Regions from separate parts of the Homo sapiens genome. Here region 1 is linked to region 2. Evidence: chromatin loops called from intact Hi-C (ENCODE). Cell type or tissue: PC-9. All regions are shown on one strand. Links, peaks and the distances in the headings refer to the core of each region. The heading gives the core; the rest is flanking DNA.

Region 1 (2,905 bases), core at 181-2,680, 54 kb after region 2:
CATGCAGCCCCTAAAATCCCCTTTTCCACCGTGCCCGGCTGAGTTTTTAAAATTCTAGTTTTCCACAGATGGAAATGTGAACTGTCTTGTAAAGTATTCCATATATATATATTTTTTTTTTTTTTTTAATTTTTTTTTTTTGAGATGAAATCTTGCTCTTGTCCCCCAGGCTAGAGTGCAATGGTGCGCTCTCAGCTCACTGCAAGCTCTGCCTCCCGGGTTCATGCCATTCTCCTGCCTCAGCCTCCTGAGTAGCTGGGACTATAGGTGCCCAACACCACGCCCAGCTAATTTTTTTTTTTTTTTTTTTTGCATTTTTAGTAGAGACGGGGTTTCACCGTGTTAGCCAGGATGGTCTCAATCTCCTGACCCCATGATCCTCCCCCACTCAGCCTCCCAAAGCACTGGGATTACAGGCATGAGCCACCACGCCCAGCCCTTCTAAAGTATTTTAAATTCTAGTTTTCCAAAGATGGGAATGTGAATTGTCTTGTAAAGTATAACCGTCTCCTGCCCCTCCTTTATAACAGGCCTTGGAGAATTTTGCCCCTCCTTTATAACAGGCCTTGGAGAATGTTTCTCCCCCATTCTTTCTCTTTAATCTGGGCAAGGTGTCTTTATTAATAATATCACAGACCACCACACACACCTTGAGGTTTAGTTCTCTTCCGCACAGTGTGTGAGTGCCTTCTGTGTGCTCTGTGTCAGTTACCAGCCTTGTTTCCAGGAGTTTGGAGCTGACCCAGGGGTGATAGAAAACACTGGGATGCCAAGTCGTCAGACAATGGGCTCATTTAGAATTCAGGTGGGGTGGGACTGTGTGGGCTGGGTCAGCTGGTGGAGCTTCCCCAGAGTGGGGAGGCCAGGGGGAGTCTGGGATGTGGGGTGGTATGTGAACAGGAATACGGGGAGACTCTCAGCCTCTGTTGTTGGCTGAGAGGGGGATGCCCCAAGCCTAGAGAGGTGGGGGCGGGACCTCCTGTGCAGAGACTGGGAGACAGGAATATGACAGATGGTATATTTGGATGGTGACTCAGATAGGTCAAGTGAAACTGAACTTCCGGTCCTCGAGTCACACAGGAGGGTAGGGGCTGTGAGAAAACTCCCTCGTTGGTTCTTCCTACAGGGCCTTTGAGGCAGACAGGGCTCAACAGAGCCTGGCAGGACTGCAGAAGGACAATAGTGTGGCTGGTTGGGTGAGGCCCTTTTGGCCTGAAGGCTAGCAAGCTGGGAGAACTTGGAGAACCCGGACAGCAGGTCCTCTGCCCTCCCGCTGCCTGGGGCAGCCCTTGGAGAGGCCTGAGTGGTCTAGGCTGATACATCAGGCTTGGGGCAGCCCCGCTGGGCTATCCCATACCCTCTCCCCTGCCCCCACATGTTTATCCCAAATCCCCTTCTCCTCAAGCTTGCTTCTAGGTGCCCATCTCACCCATCCTACCCATCCATGTGTCTATCCTCCATTCGTTTGTTCAGTAATGATGGAGGGGCTGTTATGCGCCAAGCACTGTTGTGAATGGCGGACACAGAGACCCAGACACATATGAATGTCCCCCATCATGGAATTTGTATTCTCAGGTATTGCAGGGAGCAGGCAATAAACATAATCAATGTGCAAAATATTTAGAGCACTGAGTGGAGACAGGTGTGTAGGAAAGATGAATCGGAATGGAGCATTGCTGGGAAGTACTAGGGTGATCTGAGAAGGCCTCACTGAAGGGGGACATTTGAGCAAAGACCCAAGAGAGGTGAAGGATCAGGCCATGTGACTAGGTAGGGAAGGGTGTTCTAGACGGAGGGGAGGGCGTTCTAGATGGAGGGAACAGCAAAGACACACCCCTGACACTGAGCAGAAGGGCAAGGTCAGTGATCAAGGGGCAGGGGCTGGCAGAAGGGCAGAGGGGGTGGCAGCATGTGGAGGGCCTTGTACCCATCACCAGGACTTTGTCTTTCACTTGGGACTCCTCTGGTCCTTTAGCCCAGATCCACCGGCTGCCTCCTCCTGCCAGTTCTGCCTCCCCTCTCCATTCTGGGCAGTGGAGCCTGATGGTTAGTAGCATGGGCACTGGCCTGCCTGCTCAGGTTCTGAGCTGAGCACAGAGGTCTGGGCCTCCCCTGGGCTTCTGCTCCATTTGGCCCAGGGTGGGGCCATGGACTCCCATTTCCAATGGCGCTGCTGGCTCTGGCATATTCTGACCCCTCCACTGGGGACACCTCCCAGTGTTCCTTGCCTGGCTCATTTCTCTCTCAGGGCCATCTTCGTTGTTGCTACCTCTAGGAAGCCTTCTCTGATCCTCATCCCCAAGGCCTGTGTCGGGATACGTCCTACTCCTTCCCTTTGCCAGTTGGGATCCCCTGGGTTCCTTTATGCTCCCCCACCAGGCTGGGTACTTGGGAAGTATTCGCAGCCCCCAGCATTAAGCCTGGCATGTAGTTGCCACTCAGTGAGTAGTTTGATGAGGGGCTCTTTGCTGTGGGAGGATTAGGCTGCAGGGTTACCCCATAACCCCCAGTGGAGGTGACTTATGTCCATCTTTTGGGGACTTTTGCAGTGAGGGAGTGCATTATAATGGAGAGGAGGAAGCCAGATTCCTAAAACTTTCAATCACATTTTGCTCCTCTCAGAAACAAAAACAAAACAAAACAAAAACACAGGCCGGGCATGGTGGATCACGCCTGTATTCTCAGCACTTTGGGAGGCCAAGGCCAGAGGATCACCTGAAGTCAGGAGTTTGAGACCAGCCTGGCCGACATGGCGAAACCCAGTCTGTACTAAAAACATAAAAATTATCCGGGCGTGTTGGTGGGCGCCTATAATCCCAGCTACTTGGGAGGCTGAGGCAGGAGAATCGCTTGAACCCCTGGGAGGCAGAGGTTGGAGTGAGCCAAGAGTGAGCACCACTGCACT
Region 2 (2,905 bases), core at 317-2,816:
GCAGGAGAATGGCATGAACCTGGGAGGCAGAGCTTGCAGTGAGCCGAGATCATGCCACTGCACTCCAGCCTGGGGAACAGAGCAAGACTCCGTCTCAAAAAAAAAAAAAAAAAAAGAGCCCAGCACTAACATGGGGGCTGCAGGTAGATATATGTGTAGGGCCCACATACCAAATGTGTCAAGATCGACATCACAAACTCCTAAGTAAAAGATACTCTATCTTTCTACTTGGACAGGTGTATCCTCACAGTGATTGGGAGAGCCAGATTTAAATCTGAATTCACAGACACCTAGAATACTGGGCTAGAGTGTGCCTCCGTGGGGAGGGTGAGTCCCAGCCCAGGAGCAGCGGCCAGTGCCCTGCTCTACCCAGCCCAAGCACCATCCAGCACCACCAGGCTCCTTGTGTGGCACCCCAACCCATGTGTCCCAGCTCCCTCCACTGTCCCCCAGCACAGCATTCCATTGACCACCCCATGGGCCTTGGAGTACACACCTGGGCTGTGCTGGCTGCCTGGGGACAGAACTGGGGAAGGCCTGAGGGACAAAGATGCTGGTTCTAGTAGTCACATTTCCTTTTTTTTTTTTTTTTTTTTTTTTTTGAGACAGAGTCTCACTCTGTTGCCTAGGCTGGAGTGCAGTGGTGTAATCTTGGCTCACAGCAATCTCCGCCTCCCAGGTTCAAGCGATTCTCGTGCCTCAGCCTCCTGAGTAGCTGGGACTACAGGTGCACAACACCACACCCAGCTAATCTTTGTATTTTTTGGTAGAGATAGGATTTCGCCATGTTGGTCAGGCTGGTCTCGAACTCTTGACCTCAAATGATCCGCCTGCCTCAGCCTCACAAAGTTCTGGGATTACAGGCGTGAGCCACTGTGCCCGGCCAGTAGTCACATTTCCTTAGCTCTATGAGGAGGGGCAGAAGGGCAGGGTAGAGGCCCTTGCTGCCCAGTCTAAGGGAGTTTTCAATGAGAAACAGTCCATAAACAAGACAAATCAGTAAAATACGTGGTCTAGTAAAAGTGAAGCATGGAGGAAAATGGAGCTGGGATGGGGCCTAGGGAGGAAGGGCCTGGGGGTAGGGCTCAGTTCTAGGAGCCAGGGAAGGCACTGCTGGGAAGGTGGCATTTGGACAAAGACTGGAGGCTATCAGGGAGCAAGTATGCAGTGTCCTGTCTACATAAAAGGAATGGCAAGGGCTAAGGGTTTAGCAGGTTTCAGCAGGGTTTAGCAGGGAGGCCAGTGTGGCTGGAGCAGAGGGACGGGTTGAGATGGGTCGAGAGTGTGTGCAGAGATGAGGTTGGACAGGTAAGGAGCGGGGGGCCAAGGCGCCCAGTCCTGGGTGTCCTCCTTCACGCCTGGGCTGGAGGCTGAGTTCAGGGCAAGGCCCAGTCCCAGGAGCCCTGAAAAAGGCCTGACTCAGCTCCATCCCGGGGCTGGCAGAACCTGGTTCCTCCTCTGCTGTATCCTCAGTCCCTGAGGATGCGGCAGGGCCTGTCGGGGCCTGTGGGCAGCTGCAGAGCTGGCAGGCGGGAGCTAGGAGATTCCTCTCTCGGGGAACCGGGGAGCCTGTCTGAGAGCGCCCTGTAGTCTGGTAGGGCGGTGGCTAAGACAGCAGCCCCTAAAGGCTGCAGATGTGGGAGTGACTCACCACCCTGGCCTCTCAGTGGGCTGAAAGGAGACCCCTAGGAGGCGATGGTGGAAAAGCACTCAGTGTTTAGCGCTGAGCCTGCAGTGCAGTTGGGGATCGCCAGGTGGTCACTGCCAGCCTTGTCCTCGCTTGGTATTAGGCCCTCTCCAAGTTAGAGGTGGGGTGGGAAGCCACCCCTGCATTCCCTGTACCCACTGCCCAGCAAGCGGCAGGGGTGTGGCGGGCCGGGGAGGAATCTGAGAGGGGCGGGGCGGGTCAGGAATGCCTGGGCTCCGTTCCAACTTCTGTCCCCACTGTTGTCCATCCGGTAAACCACGGCCAGCCCACAGCTGACAGGGCAGGGCGCTGAGACCTCTGTGTGTCCTCCAGGAACCTGACGACCCAGGCACTCCAGGAAGACGATGCCCACTAATTACAAGAATGATAGACTGGGCGCAGTGACTCAAGACTGTAATCTCAGCAGTTTGGGAGGCCGAGGCGGGCCGGTCACTTGAGGCCAGGAGTTCAAAACCAGCCTGGCCAACAAGGTGAAAACCCATGTCTACTAAAAATACAAAAGATAGTGGGGCATGGTAGAGGGCGCCTGTAACCCTAGCTACTCCGGAGGCTGAAGCAGGAGAATCCTTGAACCTGGGAGGTGGAGGTTGCAGCAAGTCGAGATCCCACCACTGCAGTCCAGCCTGGGTGACGAGCAAAATTCCATCTCAAAAAAAAAAAAAAGATAATTAGTAGGACTTGAACAAATTAAGCAGTTACCATGTGCCAGGTAAAACGCTGAAGTTTCACTCCAAATCAAACCACGTTTCCTCAGAGCCTCTGCACTTGCTGTGCCCTCTGCCTGGCATGCCATTCCCCTAGATTTCTCTCGGCTCCCTCACGTCCTTCAGGCATCACCCACATGTCAGCCTGTCAGAGATGCCAGCCCTGAAGGGGACTGCATCCTCCTTAGAATTGCAGCCCTGCACCCCCCAATGCTTTATCTTTTCTGTCTTTCTTTCTTTTCTTTTCTTTCTTTCTTTTTCTTTTTTTTTTTCTTTTTTTTGAGACCGAGTCTCGCTCTGTCGCCCAGGCTGGAGTACAGCGGCATGATCTCAGCTCACTGAAACCTCCACCTCCCGGGTTCAGGCGATTCTCCTGCCTCAGCCTCCTGAGTAGCTGGGATTACAGGCACCTGCCACCACACCTGGCTAATTTTTGTATTTTAGTAGAGACGGGGTTTTACCATGTTGGTTAGGCTGATCTCAATCTCCTGAC

The links. Hi-C counts contacts between places; a loop is a spot of excess contacts. Peaks named below come from ENCODE experiments on the same cell type or tissue, not always from the same donor. Only the 100,000 strongest peaks of a DNase experiment are listed, where the experiment ranks them.
Region 1: it touches region 2 in a loop (11-fold over the local background); 7 of 110 quality-filtered maps call a loop at or near these places.

The regions. Positions count from the first base shown.
Region 1 is chr16:68,759,976-68,762,880 of GRCh38, forward strand. The region is part of intron 2 of CDH1 (cadherin 1); the gene reads left to right. Among named protein-coding and RNA genes, the nearest start is that of CDH1, 24 kb to the left of the region's middle. RefSeq lists enhancers at 782-941, 972-1,021, 1,032-1,081. In PC-9, for the core only: no CTCF peak of the experiment used is centred there; a DNase peak (open chromatin) is centred at 1,156; H3K27ac peaks cover 1,612 bases.
Region 2 is chr16:68,705,969-68,708,873 of GRCh38, forward strand. It overlaps a transcript of CDH3 not described here. Among named protein-coding and RNA genes, the nearest start is that of CDH1, 30 kb to the right of the region's middle. RefSeq lists enhancers at 1,064-1,621, 1,826-1,970, a silencer at 1,458-1,752 and a cis regulatory region at 1,898. In PC-9, for the core only: CTCF peaks have their summits at 1,684 and 1,883; a DNase peak (open chromatin) is centred at 1,933; H3K27ac peaks cover 1,976 bases.